Regions from separate parts of the Homo sapiens genome. Here region 2 is linked to region 1. The links are chromatin contacts, found by Hi-C or POLR2A ChIA-PET in ENCODE. All regions are on one chromosome and are shown on one strand. Each heading gives the region's core, a stretch centred on a gene start or an enhancer-like site at or near the end of the contact. The rest is flanking DNA. Distances are from core to core; before and after follow the strand shown.

What was found. A loop is a pair of places that touch in the nucleus more often than their neighbours do. ChIA-PET counts read pairs that join two places held with the same protein, here RNA polymerase II (POLR2A).
Region 2: a loop to region 1 is called in a map of endothelial cell of hepatic sinusoid, with 6 times the contacts of the local background. The contact joins the enhancer-like site here to the promoter of ZBTB7C-AS2 in region 1. A Hi-C loop is called at or near these places in 2 of 168 maps with a recorded cell type or tissue (Ramos and endothelial cell of hepatic sinusoid). POLR2A ChIA-PET finds 5 or more read pairs at or near these places in 5 of 52 experiments (H1, MCF 10A, OCI-LY7 and 2 more).

Annotation. Positions count from the first base shown.
Region 1 is chr18:48,248,378-48,256,265 of GRCh38, forward strand. It overlaps ZBTB7C-AS2 (ZBTB7C antisense RNA 2), which reads left to right and starts at 3,924. Exons shown (of 1, transcript NR_172886.1): 1 at 3,924-4,460. All of the region lies in intron 2 of ZBTB7C (zinc finger and BTB domain containing 7C), which reads right to left.
Region 2 is chr18:48,290,106-48,297,993 of GRCh38, forward strand. All of the region lies in intron 2 of ZBTB7C (zinc finger and BTB domain containing 7C), which reads right to left. Among named protein-coding and RNA genes, the nearest start is that of ZBTB7C-AS2, 42 kb to the left of the region's middle. RefSeq lists enhancers at 3,437-4,220, 4,473-4,767, 5,787-6,568. Within about 2 kb of position 4,311, at least 7 of the 41 ENCODE cell types and tissues checked have a DNase peak (open chromatin) inside an H3K27ac peak, as active enhancers do.

The sequences.
Region 1 (7,888 bases), core at 2,674-5,173:
GTTCCCATCTCAGGGCCTTTGCACTTTCTGTTCCCTCTGTCATCTCATCCAGGTCTGCTTGAATGATACCTTTTGATACTGGCCCTCCCTGTCTTCCCTATTGCAAATGTCACTTTGTCAGTGGCCTGTCCTGAACACTAAATCTTTCCCTGGTCATTGTTTGTCCTCTGACTATGCTTTATTTTTTTCTTTATAAGATTTATTGCTGCCATGCTTATTAGTTATGTTTTTGCTTATTGTCTCTCTTCTCGCTAAAATGTAATCTCCAAGAAGATGAAAATTTTAGATTCTCAGAACCTAGAAGAATATCCGGCCCACAAAAGGCACCTGGTAACTCGATGTTGAATAAATGATTAAATGAAAGGCATATAAAACACACAAGAGATAGGTAAAAGAATTACTATCTCTTCTTCAGAAAAATAAGAAGTACTCACAGATTGAGATTGACAATTTCCATACATAATATAAAGCTTTTCTGTAATAAAAATAAAAATTAAAAAGGACAACAAAGTATTTGAATAAACAAAACAAAAATGATTAATAGTTATCACCTACAAAGAGTGCATTTAAATTTATAAAAACACCAAGACCATAACAAACAGATAATTCACAGAAAATTATATACAATATAAACAAATACATGGAGAAATAGTAATCTTCACTAGTAAACAAAGGAATGTAAATTAAAGCAAGTTGAAATACTGTTTTATCTGTCAAATTAGAAAAACAGTTTTTGCTAACTGCTATTGAAGTGGAGAAAAAGCTAGTAGATTCATTCCAGAGTGATGGCACTGTATTAAATAATATTTTTGCAAAGCAATTCAGCAATATAGAGAAAGAGCCATATACATGTCTGTGTCCTTTACTAGTAATGCCTCTATTAGGAATTATTCCTATGGAAATTCAATAGCAGCAAAAAGCTATTTGCAAGAAGATGCTCACTGTAGTGTTATCTATAAAAGCCCCAAACTGAAAACCATAAATGGCCAACATTAAGGGGAATGGTTTAATAAATTACAGCACCTCTGTACAATGGAATATTACGTGGCCATTAAAATGGTAATTATGCAGAAACATGAAAAATGTTTATGATCCACTGGTCATTGAAAACAGGCAGAATACAAAATAGTAGGCATATACCACAGACAACACTCCCAGCATGTATTACATTTAGAAGAGATAATAAGTAAAAATAATATAATAGTTGGTTTGGGGTTAGTAGAATTTTATAGGTGACATAAGAAATATTATTTTTTAAATGTTCTCTTTAAATTTTCACACAGAAGCTCTTGTAATTTCTAACAGGTTAGATTCTGAAAGGCTCTTCCTGTGCCTGAAGTAATACTGCACCAACTATCAATTTGTACATAGCCCTGTAAAACTTTATCATCTTTACTTTATTTACACTACAATAGCAAGACTCTTCTTACCACCACTTTTAACACTCCCTCTGCTGTGGAGTTTAAAGGCAATGCAGAAATATGTCGAACAAAGGAGGAGGCAAACAAAATAAGATGGAACACTAAGGCTAGAGCGAAAATGACCCTGGAAACCACTCCAGCCACCTGTCCATGGCCGGCAGAGCTAATGTGTTTTTGCCTTGGCCGGAAGTTTTGCTTATGTGTCTGAAAGCTGTTAGGTGGAGGGGAGTCTCCACTTTGCCCAAACCAGAACACATGGTCTAGAAACACAGCTGGGACTTGACTCAGCCACCCTCTAAAACCCAGGCACAAGCCCAAATGGATTTCCCCAGTGACATGCGCAGGGGTCAAGTGGTTCCACTGATCCAGAACCCCCAACATCTTTGAAAACAAGCACAGCTTCATAGCATAGAATGGGATTGGGGGTCCAGTCTTCCCAGAATATTTTCTTTCCCATCTTCCCCTTGGGGAACAGATTCACCCACCTTCCTTGTGATACCTTCCTGATCTTTCTGCTAGATCCTAGCTGGGAGACCTTGAACAAGTTAGTTAAACTCTCTGCGCCTCACTTTCCTCCGTTGTAGAAAAGGGGATAAGAAAAGCCCCTACCTCACAGCACTATGTGAGCATTAATGAGTTAATATGTGTCAAGTGAAGGGAACACTGCCTGCCATATAACACTCAGATGATGCTAGTTATCACTAACTGTTGTCCTTGTGGTGGAATTGACCTGATCTCTCTTTTGCTCCACTGTGGTATGTGCCCATACTTAATAAAAAAACCCAGTCCCAAACTTGGAATGGGACAGAACCTTTTTGCATGATGTAATTTCCAAGCTCTTTCTGGGAAGAAATTAGCATTGATAAAATGCTTAAGCAATTTTCTGACAAACTTTAATGAGATTAAGACCTCTTCTGGGAAGCCAGATACCCACCCACTCAGCTGACTGTCAGTCAGGATCTAATGATCTTGAAACAATCTTTTTTTTTTTTTTATATCCAGTCTAACAGTGATTACTTAATCATCCTGTTTTTCTATAAAATTTTTCTATAGGAGACAATCTCTGAATTAACCCACTAATGCTTCTTTTCTTGTGATTTGCTTGAACTTAAACTTCGGCATGTGTTTAAAAGTAAAATATCTGACCAGGCATAACCTCTCATGCCTATAATCCCAGCACTTTGGGAGGCTGAGTTGGGAGGATCATTTGAGCCCAGGAGTTCAAGACCAGCCTAAGCAACATAGCAAGACCTTGTTTCTACTAAAAATAAAAATAAAAATAAATTAGCTGGGCGTGGTTGTGTAGTCCCGGCTACTCAGGAGAATGGGGCAGGACAATCACTTGAGCTGAGGAGGTTGTGGCTGCATTGAGCCATGATTACACCACTGCATTCCAGCCTCGGTGACAGAGCAAGAACCTGTCTCCCCCCAGAAATAAAGAAATAAAGAATATAAAAGAAAATGTTTGAACAAAACAAACAAGTCTATTATAGCATATAAAATAGTTGATAGCATTTATTTGTATTCTTAGTTCTAACATTCATACTAGGGGAGGGACCCTGGGAAGTAAGGACCACACTTGTGATGCAGGATCTAAAAAGAAATGATTTAGGCAGATAGTGAGGGTAAAAGAGTCTTCAGTAAGGATTTCCTTTTAACAAAAAGCAGCCCTCAAATCATTTCCAACAAAAAGCAGCCCAGAAAATCAAGCTGCAGCCTGAAAAAGCAAGCTAGAATCTTGCACAGGTGAATGCCAGCAGCTGTGCCAATAGGAAAAGACTACTTGGGGCTAGGCATGTTCAACATGGCGGCTCCATCTTCCCTTTTCTTTGTCAACCATGTGTACAGTAAGGATCAGACAATGTGGCACTGGCCAGGTAGAGAACCCAATCTGCATACTAAAAGATCAGGGCGGGATGGCCAGCTTCTTCGTGGACTATGCAAACGTCACACCTGCTCTGACCAATCTCTGCGGCCCTATGTGAATCAGACACCACCTCCTCAAGCTCACCTATAAAACCCTGTGCATTTCACCATGGAACTGGGAGACCCATTCAGGTGTCCCTCTCTCTCTCTCTGCAGGAGAGAGAGCTATTCTCTTTTCTCTTTCTTTTGCCTATTAAACCTCTGCTCTTAAACTCACTTCTTGTGTGTCCACGCTCTCAATTTCTCTGGTGTGAGATGAATCTTGGGTATTTACCCCAGACAATGACACCACTTGATTTGTTTTTACCCATATTTTTATCTAGCACTTAATATTGTGACTGATATAGAAAAGGTAATCAATAAATGTTTGTTAAGAGAATAAATTAATGAAAGAACAAATAAACTTTTAAAAAGAATTGAAAAAAGCAGCACTTACTATTAGCCAGAAGAACTGGGAGACTGCGTTACAAAGCACTACTGGCTTTGGACTCAACCCAGGGGTTGAAACATGTTTTTAGCTGTGTGGTTTTGGGAAAGTTTATCCACCTTCCTGACCTTCCATTTCTTCATAGCACTATGGAGAGAATAGTGCATTGTGAAGGTATTGTGAGTTGGGACAACTTGTACAGAGAATATAACACAATGGCAAGTACATTTGGGCCTAAAGATATCTTAGTTCTCCCTCTTGCCACTGACTCTTTTTTTGTGATTGGAAAAGTTACTTCCTCTCTCTGGGCCTCAGTTTCCTCGTTCTTAAATAATAAAAAAATCCCTCATGGGGCATGGCTCCTCTCTCCCTGCCTTCACTTTCTGCAGGCACTGCTGGTGTGTGCTCAGGTGTACCTGCCTCTTCCCGTCAGGTCCCTGCTTTGCATTTGCACCTGCCCCCCTTTTGTTTGTAGTCTAAGTGACATGGGTCTCCCTCTCTTTCCTCCAACTGCATCGCTCAATCCTGCAATGTGTCACAATGGTGTGGAGCTGTCATTCTGGATGATGTGGCGTGACCTCACACTGATGCCATTCCCCTCCCACCAAGCCAACCTGGCTTCCTCCTCCACCCATGGAATAAGCCAGAATGCTGAAAGTGGGAGGGAAATAGAGCACCAAGGTTAAGGAGGCAGTCCCTGACATTTATTAGTGGAATTTCTGTTTCTATGATGAATGTAGAGATTTGGGGTGACTGCCTCTTAAGGTGATATGTAGGGAGATGATGAATCCCAGTGTTTTCCTTAAAGATCCATCCAGTTTAGAGGAAGACATACATATACAAAGTCAATATTGAAAAGATTGTATAGACCTATAGAATAGAGAGGAGGGGAAAGAGATGTGCTTGGACTTAACAGCAGTGCAAAGGCTGCTGGAGCAGTGCCCTGAGCTGGCCCTTTAAGGATGGATAGGATTCACTCAGATTTGTGTGGGTGAATAGGCAGAGCCTTCCAGGGCTCTGAAACTGATGGGGTTATGGTGGAATAGGGGTTGAAAAAAAGAGAAAAAGAGAAAAAGAAAAAAAATCCCTCCTGTGCCAGGGATCTAGTCAAGGTAAAATAAATACCTTTAAAAATACTTAAAAAAATAAAGATCCAGGGCAGACTGCAGCTTTCAGCCAAGGTAGAGAGAAACAAGGACTGGATTTACCCTCCCACCTGGAAAAATTAAAATACTAGACAATATAGGTGAAACAACAGTTTTCAAGACACCAGACATGAGGCACTGAAAGACAGTGGTGCTTGAGAGATGAGAAAAACTAATGTGAGCCCTACAATTGCCCAAACTGTAGCCTTGAGAGAGTGTCCAGGCCATAGAGCAGGAAGGGAGAACTGAGGCACTAGCATTCTTCCTGAGTAGAAGAGACAGAGCTGAGCATCCAGGGAGATCAAGGCAGTTAAAGTTCATAGGACAGAGCACCAGAGAGAAGAGAGAGAAAGAACCTCAGAGATCTGTAGAGGGCTCCCCTCAAGTAATCATCAGAGTACCGATTAGTGCAAACATGTCAGGAAAATACCCAAAGCCAGGAAAAGAACCACCCAAAAAGGGGTAAAAGAAATAGTACTGAAGTAACCCTCAAAGGGTTAACAAGAATTCTGGATAGAAATACAGTTATAATTAAGCATTAGTCAGGCTGTGCTTTGACCTACTTCCTTGTAACTGAAAGTCACAGTAGCACTAGATACTGACCACATGCATCCCCATTGTTCCAATAGGTAGGATCTCAAAAATTGCTTGTTTTTTAGATCCTAAATTCCAGCAAAACAGCTAATACCAACCAGCCTGAAGACCCCCATAGAAGAAGTGAATCTCATGAGAATACAGTTTCTTCATCACCTTGTCCCATGACTCTGATATAGGAGTTAAGAAGAAATTACTTATGCAGATAGTGAGGGTATGGGAGTTGTTGGTAAGGTTTTCCTTTTTAACGAAAAGCAGCCCCCAAACCATGTTCTAATAAAGAGCAGCCTGTAAAATCAAGCTGCAGACATAGACAAGAAAGCTGGAAGCTTACATGGGTGAATGCCGGCAGCAAAATACTACCTAGGAATAGGCAAGTTCAAAATGGCGGTTCCATCTTCCCTTCTCTCTTTGCCAGCCACGTGTACAGTAAGGAGCAGACAAGATGGCCCTGGCCAAGTGGAAAGCCCATTTGCATAATAAAATTAGGGTGGGGTGATCAGCCTTCTCCTTTCCCCGCTGCTATGTAAACATCACACATGGTTGAACCAATCTGTGGGCCCTATGTAAATCAGGCTCTGCCTCCTCAAGCCTGCCTATAAAATCTGCTGCAGTCCGCCGCTTTTCCCTTTTTCGGACACCTCTATCCTCCTCTCTCGTTTCTTCTGCCTATTAAACTTTCCGCTCCTTACCCCACTCCATGTGTGTGTGTCCATGTCATTAATCTTCTTGACACAAGACGACGAACCCCATGTATTTACCCCAGACAACAATACAGCTTCCACTTTACCCTGCATTCTTTGACCAATCAACAATCTCCACACTTCAGCCCATTCCAAAGCCCTTAAAAACCCCAGTCCTAAACTTCTTGGGGAGGTAGATTTGAGGTTTCCTCCCATCTCCTCATTCAGTAGCCCTATGATTAAACCTTTCCCTGCTGCAATCCAGTATCTCAGTGTACTGACTTGCCATGCACATCAGGCAATGAACCTATTATGGTTTGTTCATGATGCTCACATGGATCAGGAATAATGCTGCTCCCACTGGCCAGACTTGAAAACCTCACAATTCACAGGGCTAAAATACTAAGAAAGATCTTAATACTATCCTAGACTACACATTAATCTAGTCCCACCGAACAAATCTTATAAGCAAGGTCCAACAGGGTCAAACTTTTTCAAATATCTTAACTGAGCCCTTTAATAAAGCTCAAGAAAATTTAAAGGAATACAAAAATGTCCAGCACACAGGATAAAATTCACAATGTCTGACATCCAATACAAAATTACCAGATATGCAAAGGAGCTGGAAAATATGGCCCATATTAAGGAGAAAAAGCCAATCAATCCAAACTGACCCAGAACTTACAATTAGCAGAGAAAGACAATGAAAAAGGTATTATAACTGTATTCCATATGTTTAAAAAGTTAAGATATAGAAAGTAAGATATAAAAAGACTAAAACTTCTAGAGATGAAAACTACAATATTTAGAATGTGTTAAATAAAATTTCTAAGAGGCCATTGGTTTGGACTGAGCTCCTGCAGTAGGCCCAACAGACCAAACCAAAATGGAGTGTAACTCACACTGAAGTTCCACACCACCAAGCTGAAACTAAGTTGTTTATCTGACCTTCCAAGAAATTAAGAGAGAAAGAGAGATATAATAGTCAAATCTCTAAATAGGGAAGTTTTAGCCAGCATGATAAGAAAGTCCTATCTGCTTTAATCTTTACAAGAAAAGTAACTTTGAAATGACCAATCTACTTTTGTTATTTGGTTCTCTTTCCTGGGCCCTTCTGTCTATAAAGCCAACCTCCCCAGCTCAGCTCATTAGAACACTCATTCCATTTTGTAGAATGAAGTGTTGCCCAATTCTAGATTGAAAATAAAAGCCAATTAACATCTTTAAATCAGATGTGTTGTAATTTTGTCTTTTTCAGATGAAAAATACACTGGATAGAATCCAATAACAGCAGATAAGATTTTGTTCCCTCCACCCTCCCCTATTTTCCAAAAAAGAATAAGGAATTTGAATACATAGCAAGAGAGGTTATCCAAAAAGAAACACATAGAGAAAAAAGAATTGTAAAAGTGTACAGAGCAAAAGTGCACTGTGGGGACAACTTCAAGCAGCTTGTTCTATGTGTAATTAAAGTCTCCAGAGGAAAGGAGAGAGTTGGAGGACAGGAATAAAGTATTTGAAAAGATAATAGCCAAAAAATTACTAAACTTTATTTTTAAAAAAAACTATAAACCCACAGTTCCAAGAAGCTCAAGAAACCTGAAACATAAGAAATATGAAGAAGGTATACCAAGACATGTCATAATCAAATTGTTCAAAACCAATAATAAAGACAAAATCTTAAAAGCAACC
Region 2 (7,888 bases), core at 3,061-5,560, 42 kb after region 1:
TTCAGAGCATTTAGCACCTCGTACACGCTCAATAAATGATAGCTACTGATATTTTTTACAAAGGGAAGGAAGGAGACTTAAAGCACCCACAGGACCATGGATGGCTCCTGTTACTCCAGGCCATGCCTGTAGCTTCTGGCTGGGGCTGTTAGGTCCAGCCAGGACTCCAAGGTCCAAAAGCCAAAGTGCCCCAGCCTCAGTCCCACCTCCTTCTCAGTCCCAGTCCCAGCCGTACTAGAAGGGCTCCCTTTCAGGGCCGCCAAAGCTACTGAGGGGTAGCAGGACTCTGTGCGGGGAGAGGGTGGGCAATGGCTTCTGTAAGGTGAAGAGGTTTGCAGCCTTCCAGTCAGGTAGCTGCAGTGCCAGGGGCAGGCGTGCCCTGCTCTTTGATTCGCTTGCTGCAGGGTAGACCCTAATTATCCTGGGGAGCTAAGCAGAACTGCTCCCCTGTGGTGTTTTTGAGGGTCATTAAGAGTGTGGGGGTTGGGGACAGACTGTGCTTCCTTCCCTGGGCAGACAACAGGATCTATTGTTGGAGTTGGACCATTAGTCAGCTCTGTGCCGCAGGCGCCCGTCCCCTGGGCCTGCATCCTCTTCCTGGCAAGGCCTCGCCATCTCACTTTGGGAAGATTTGGCTGCCCAGACACCCTCCCACTATGCTTAGGTGGCTGTAGCCAGGACAGCCCGCGGAAAGCCACCCCTCCTGCCACCTCCCTAGTCCAAGAGTGCCCTCCTCCTCTTCCACATAGGTGTTATGTGCTGCGGAGACAGTGAACGAAAGTCAAAATTCCTGGCCCCAAGCCAATATATGAAGTAGTAATCTCTTGCTAGGATTTGTGGAAAGAACATTCTCTAGGCTCTATAAAATGAGAGGCTCCTCAAGTCATATTTAAAAGTTTGGAAAGTGAAAAGAGTTGGGTGCCTGGTATCATCACCCTAGCCCCAACTCCATCTTAGGTACCACAGAACCTTCTGCTTTGGGGACATCATCCTTCAAATGCACTGGCATCTTGGTAAGAATGCACCACCACTATAAGTAGAGGGCTGGCTGAAGAGCATCTCACTTGTGAGCAGCTTCTCAGCAGCCTTTAGCCATGAAGCAGCCAAACATTTATGGCAATGGGCTTCCCATCCCAGGCCTCTCATCTTGAGTTTGTGGTTCCACAAACTCAGGGAGGGTGGTGGTGAGGGGGGATGTTTGAGAACTACCTCTGGGGATATAAAAGGAATGACAGCCGAATCTTCCTCTACCTAGCTGGCCTGGATTCAACAAAGCAGCAACAAAAACTATTCCATAAAGGTGTTTCCTCCCTTGGGGGATTAAAATCCAAGGGAAACTCCAAGGTGGTAAGGTGGCAACAGCAAAGGAGCAAAGCAGCAAAGGAGAAACCTACCTGAGAGCCACGCTCTTGAAACCCACAGGGAGCCCAGGCCTGCGTATCCACCGGGACAGGCAGCCCAGGACTCGGTTGTTATGAAAACCATCTTAGTGTTGATGTGGCACTGCGAATTTGGAAAGTGCTTTAAAATCATTCATATTCCTAGACCTGTAATTAATCAAAAGATTGCACCAATCTATAGCCACAGCCATTATGGTCACTGCAGTCATTTTCCAGTGCTCTTGACCAAAGAGTGCTGTCACCATGGTGATGGTGGCAGGGGTTGGGTGGGAAGTGAACACAGCAGTTAGGGGGATTGGCCAAGCTTTCTGGAGTTTGGAGGCAGGGCTAACTCATAACATGTAGAACACCAGATCTCTGCTAGGAGAGACTCCAATAGGGGACTCAGCCTCTTAAAAATTGCTACCATTAGCCGGGCGTGGTGGCTCACACCTGTAATCTCAGCACTTTGGGAGGCTGAGGCAGGCAGATCACCTGAGGTCAGGAGTTTGAGGCCAGCCTGGCCAACATGGTGAAACCCCGTCTTTACTATAAATACAAATATTAGCTGGGCGTGGTGGTGGGTGCCTGTAATTCCTGCTACTTGGGAGGCTGAGGCAGGAGAATCACTTGAACCTGGGAGGCGGAGGTTGCAGTGAGCTGAGATGGCGCCACTGCACTCCAGCCTGGGTGACAGAGGGAGACTCCATCTCAAAAAAAAAAAATTGCTACGATCTGTTAAGTACTTACATCTTGGCACTGTACATACATTATCAAGAATGTCCATAATTCCTCGTTAAAGCAAGTGCTATCATTCCATTCCATTCTACAGTGGGCACAACTGAGGAACCAAGAAGTTAAGCCACTTCCCCAAAGTCCTACCACTACTAAGGATAGAGTGAGGTTCGAGCTTAGGCCTGTGTGACTCCAGAGCTTTTCACTATGACTCATGGCCTCTCTGACCTCCAAGGTGTCCAGACCCACTAAAGCACTGGACCACTAACTCCCTCCTCCTGCGCCTGTCCCTGGAGAGGCCAGAAGCAGCAGCTGGCAAGAGAGAAGGACAGGGGCAAGCAGAGAGAAGAGATGCTGTCTATGCCTCATGCTCGTCTGCTGCAGGTAGCCAACCTGGGCAGGGACCTGGGGTGGAGAAGGAGGCAGAAACTGAAAACTGGATGAAAGACTGAGGATCAAGCTTTAAACTGGGCTAGACTTTCAATACCTAAAAACAAAGCCATTCCTCAATACCTGGGTATGACAAGAAAAGCTAGATTTGATTCAGGAGCTGGAAAGGAGTCCATGGAGTGGTATGGAAAACAGCAAGGTGAGAAAAAGAAAGCTCCTTCATGCTCTCACCCATTGAGCCCAGCTCCCAGCATAAAGCATTGAAATCTACTACTATTACTGCTGCTGCTATTCATTGAGCCCTCACTCGGTGGCAAGCACTGTGGTGACACCCCCACCCCTGCCATGGTCAGCTTTGCTTATCTCTCACTCCCTTAGAATATCAGCTCCTTGAGACAGGAACTGTGTCTCACTCAGCATTACAGCTTCTGCATTGGCACAATGTCCGGCCCACCAGAAATACTCAACAAACATTTGATAAACAAGTGCTCTAAACCACTGTCTTAGTCCGTGTGGGCTGCCATAACAAAAATACCATAGACTGGGTGGCTTCAAAACTAGAAATGTATTGCTCCCAGTTCTGAAGGCTGGGAAGCCCAGGATCAAGCTGCTGGCTGATTTCCGTTACTGCTCATGTCCTCACTTGGCCTTCCTCACTGCATGCACACAAAGAGATGTCTCCAGTCTGTTCCTCTTTTTACAAGAACATTCATGAGCACCCTACCCTAATGACCTCATCTGACTCTATTCACCTCTCAAATGCTCCATCCCCAAATATCATCACATTAGGAATTAGGGTTTCAACATAGGAATTTTGAGGGGACATAAACGTTTAAACATTCAGGCCACGGCACCCATAAATCATCGTCTGGCACTTAGTATTGTTTGCAGCATCTCCCACCCAATTCCCTTCTCTTTTTGACACAATTTAAATCTGGGGGAGATACTAATAAACTTCAAAATGGCTCCCCAAATAGGCGCGATGGTAATTAGAATAAAAGCAGTCCAAAGACTGAACAGACCAAGTATAAATCATCAAAGAAGAAGAGTGTAGAACTGGACCAAAAATGGGGGTAAGAGAATCCTCTCCCCTCATCCCTATGAGGCACAGGCTTAAACTCTAGTAGTCTCAGTCACTTCGGTCCAGAACATTAGCACACTTTTCAACCTTTAAGAAAAAAAAATATAAATAAAGACAGGGTCTTGCTATATTGGCCAGGCTGGTCTCAAATTCCTGGCCTCAAGCAATCCTCCAGCCTAAGCCTCTCAAAGTGCTGGTATTACCAGCATGAGCCACGATGCCCAGCCTTTCAACCTTTTGTTTAAACTTCACCTAGAACAATGAAATGAACAAGCTGGAGATCAGGCCCGCTGTGGCCGTGTTTCTTGGGTGAGGTGCTGGAGCTTGGGCCTGGGCCTGCTATGGCCACCGTGGGAGTCATTAGCACGAATGCGGTGTTTACCTCCCTGGGGAAGGGCAAGCAAGCTGCTGGCGTGGTTCAGCATGCACCTTCCCCTGGGAGCCCGGAGAGCACATTAGCAGAGGCTTGGAGAGGGGACTAGGCAATCAGCAGGTGCGTGTGCACATGCCAGCCTGGAATTTGAAATTAATCACCTGCGGAAGGCACAATGGGCAGATGGGAGGGAGTTGTGGGAAAGGCGTTGAACCAGCAGCCGAAGCAGCTACTAAATTTAGCCTGGTCCCCAAAGCAGGGCTTAATTAAATTAATCCTGCACACCCCCACCCCCACTCCCAGGCCCCGTTCCTAGGTGAGTTTTTTTCTGTTTCTAGCTTGGCTCCCATTATAACACAAGCCTCCAAATGTTGATCCCCTTGACAGGTGCCCCAGGCCAGCTCCTCTGGTGCCAGTGCTGGGAAGGAAGTGCAATTCCCAGCTGTCCCTGCCGCTCCTACAATGCTGGGTGCAGCCCAGAGCGAGGCCATTTGTGAGGATTTGCCAGGCTCTCTAGCAGCTGAGATGGACCTGGCGCTCAGCTGCCCTCCACCCACACGGTAAGGTCCCCACATCAGGGCATGCCTGCTGTTGACCTGCCCCCCACCCCTCCCTTCCTGGTCACTGCTTGTCCCCACACAGAGGGCTTCACCCCTCCCCCAACACCAGCAGGACAGTTATTCCAGCTGATCTCATGCAGCCCCAGGGCTGTGGCAGGGAAGGCTATCTTGGCTCCATGAGTCAGCTAAGTGAGTTATTAGTTCCCAAAATTTTAATCTGTACCTTCCCTGAATCTGCTGCCCTGCCACTTGGCCTCCTCTTTTTCATTTATACAACTTCAGCAACTGAATAGGAATTAGGAACCGTGAGCTCTGATTTCTGCCTACTGCAAGCTGGCTGCAGTACACTGGAGAGAATATTTCCCTGCTTGGGGCATCCTGCTTCTGCTTGAAAAATAGGAGGTGAGAGGGCACACACCAGGCCTGGGCATGAAAGTCAGTGCCACTCAGGAAGCTTTCTGACTGCACTTGCCTGTCTCTTTCCCCTCCACAGGGGAGAAGCCCAGGCCTCAATTTCTGTACACATCAGCATTGCCTGCAAGTAACGTCTTGTTAAACACAGAGCACCCAGCCATGCCCCGGAGTCTTCGGTAGGTCCAGGGTGGGCCTGGGAATATGCATTCTGATGAGTCCCCAGGTAAAGCTGCTGTGGCCCAGGGGCCACATTTCAGAACTGAGGCTCCAGATATCTCTAACACCATTCCGTGGGGCTTGCACAGATGATGTTTCTAGCTTACTCAGCATGATTTTGTGGAGGTGGAGGTAGCAGTCCCTGGTGGCCTCTTCGTGGGGTGCTCCTTCCAGAATGTTTCCTCTGCGTCATGTGAGGAAGGCGGGATCCAGTGGCGTTGGGCGCTAGAAGCCTCTCCCTTCCCCGGCAGACCCAGAACGCCTGGCCTTCTAGGACCCAAGCCCAAGAGGACTCAGGCTAAGATTGTTTTTAGCTGAGGAAGTCAGGCACAATTGACCCACCCGCTGCCACACACAAGCAACTCTTGGTGGTCAAATTCAATTCAACAAAACTTTACAAAGCTCATTTTACTGGCCTGGCTCACTTTGGGGCTGAAATGGTTTCAGAGGCCTAGAGCAGCCTGGAATTCACAAGGAGCTGAAACTCTAGGTGGCAGGCCTGAGCCAACGCAGCTGAAAGAGCCCCTCACTGTCCGCATTGGCTTCTCCTCCTCCCTCAGCCCAGCAGCAGCAGGAGGGGGGCAGTCGCAGGCGAGTGGGGAAGAGATAGGGGTCAGGTGGGGGACCCATCCCAAAGACACAAAGACATATCTTCCAAGTATCTGAACAATCCTAGGACGGAGTTTTGCATTGGCCCAATTAGAGACTGGCTAGGATCCCGGGCTCGGTCATCTCCATAGCATAAATCCCTCCCTTCCACTGGTACCTCACAGTCAGTGTCCAACAGGGGAGCTACCTCCAAGCCAGAGAGTTCCCTCCTGGGGCTGCACCTCCCCCTGAAGATGGCCCGTGGCCTGGGCCTCACCAACCACCTGCCATGCCCATGCGCCTTGGTCTCAGCACCTGCCCAACCTCTCACCACCCCCCACCACCTGCTCAGGCCCCCTGGATGGCTGCCAGGCAGGCCTGGGCTGCTCCCCATGCAGGATGGGGAGGGGGCATCCCATGGAACCCTGTGCCAGGCAGGGTGGCAGCCTCCTCCTCTAGGCTCCCTTTCTGTGCCCTCAGAAATCTGCTCTCAGAAAGGGCTCCTCACTCGGGAGCCTCTAGTGGTCCCCGCTAACCCTCACCACCAAGCCTAAGGCTGAGTCCTAGCATTTCAAGAGGCTCTTCTCTCCTCATCTCCTTTTTTATTTTCCTTTAAGATGTCTCCTTTTGTTTTCCTCTCCCATCTCTATTTGTCTTTTCTGAAGTCTTGGAAACTAATTACATTATTTTTAAAAATTAGGTAATACAGGCACACGATGGAGCATCCCAAAAACCTTCAAGGCCACATAGTGAAAAGAAGCTCCTCTCCCACAGCACGTTCCCGAGTCTCGGGTGCTCTCCCAATGCCGTGTCCTATGACACACATGTCCTATGAGTCTGTCTAGAGCAGGGGTCCCCAGTCCCCGGGGCCACAGTCTGGTAGTGGCGGGTGGCCTGTTAGGTACCAGGCCACACAGCAGGAGGTGAGCGGCGGGTGGAGCCAGCATTACTGCCTGAGTTCCACCTCCTTTCAGATCAGCAGAGCCATGAGAGTCTCACAGGAGCGCGAACTCTATTGTGAACCATGCATGTGAGCAGATGGCTTGAGTCCAGGAGTTCAAGACCAGCGTGGGCAACATGGCCAAACCCCGTCTCTACTAAAAGCACAAAAATTAGCCGGGTATGGTGACACACACCTGTAGTCCCAGCTGAGAATCTAACTAATGCCTGTTGATCTGAGGTGGAACAGTTTCCCCCACCCCACCCCGTCTGTGGAAAATTTGTCTTCCACGAAACCAGTCCCTGGTGCCAAAAAGGTTAGGGGCTGCTGGTCTAGAGACACGCAGCACATATGCCCGCATGTTCTAGAGTGCTCTCTCTCCTACACAAAGAGTGGCTTACTACCCAAGATGCCCTGGACCTTGGATTTATTTTTTATTTTACATTGTTGTTTAATTACAAAATATTTCAAAAGTATTGACATATGGTGACTTACATAACAAACATCCTTTAACCCCACCCAGCATCGTCATATCTTAGTAGTATGCTGTGTTTGCCTTTGGATTTTGTTTGTATAGACTCTTATAGACACGGTAGAAGTCCCTGAGGGCCCGTTTCTGGTCCCACTCCCCACTGCCCTTCCCTGGAGAGAGGCTCTGTCATGCATCGGCTGTTCATTGCCTCTGACTTTTCTACTTGTCCCTCTCTCTCCCCCATTCTACTTCCACCCAAAGGGAAGCAGTGCTGGGTGGGATGTGCTGCCATGTTCGTCTGGAACATGGCAGCAATCACAGCCATTTCCCTGTTACCCTAACAAATTAGGTGCTATTAGAGCAGGGCTTGGCAGCGCTGCAGTGCCGGGCAACTGCAGAACGTCTTAAACCTCACAGACTCCCAAATGGCATTGTCCCCTTCAGTCAGAAGTGCCATACATCACGGTTAAAAATCAATGCCTGCTAATGTCCCTGCAGGAAGGCAGAAACATGAACTTCATGAAGTCTCCTTCTGTTTACACGCTCATTAAGAGGATAAAATGTTACTTGGGTTGGGTCAGGCTTTTTGCTGCCTCTGAGGTGGTCCTGTATGAAAATGTGTGCCTTCATTTGGGTATGGCCTGTGTCACACATTATATGCCTATGGTAGTTATGAAATGCAAACTCCACCTCTTGTCTGTGCAGTCACTGAGTGTCCTAATATCAAAGTAAAACTGTGA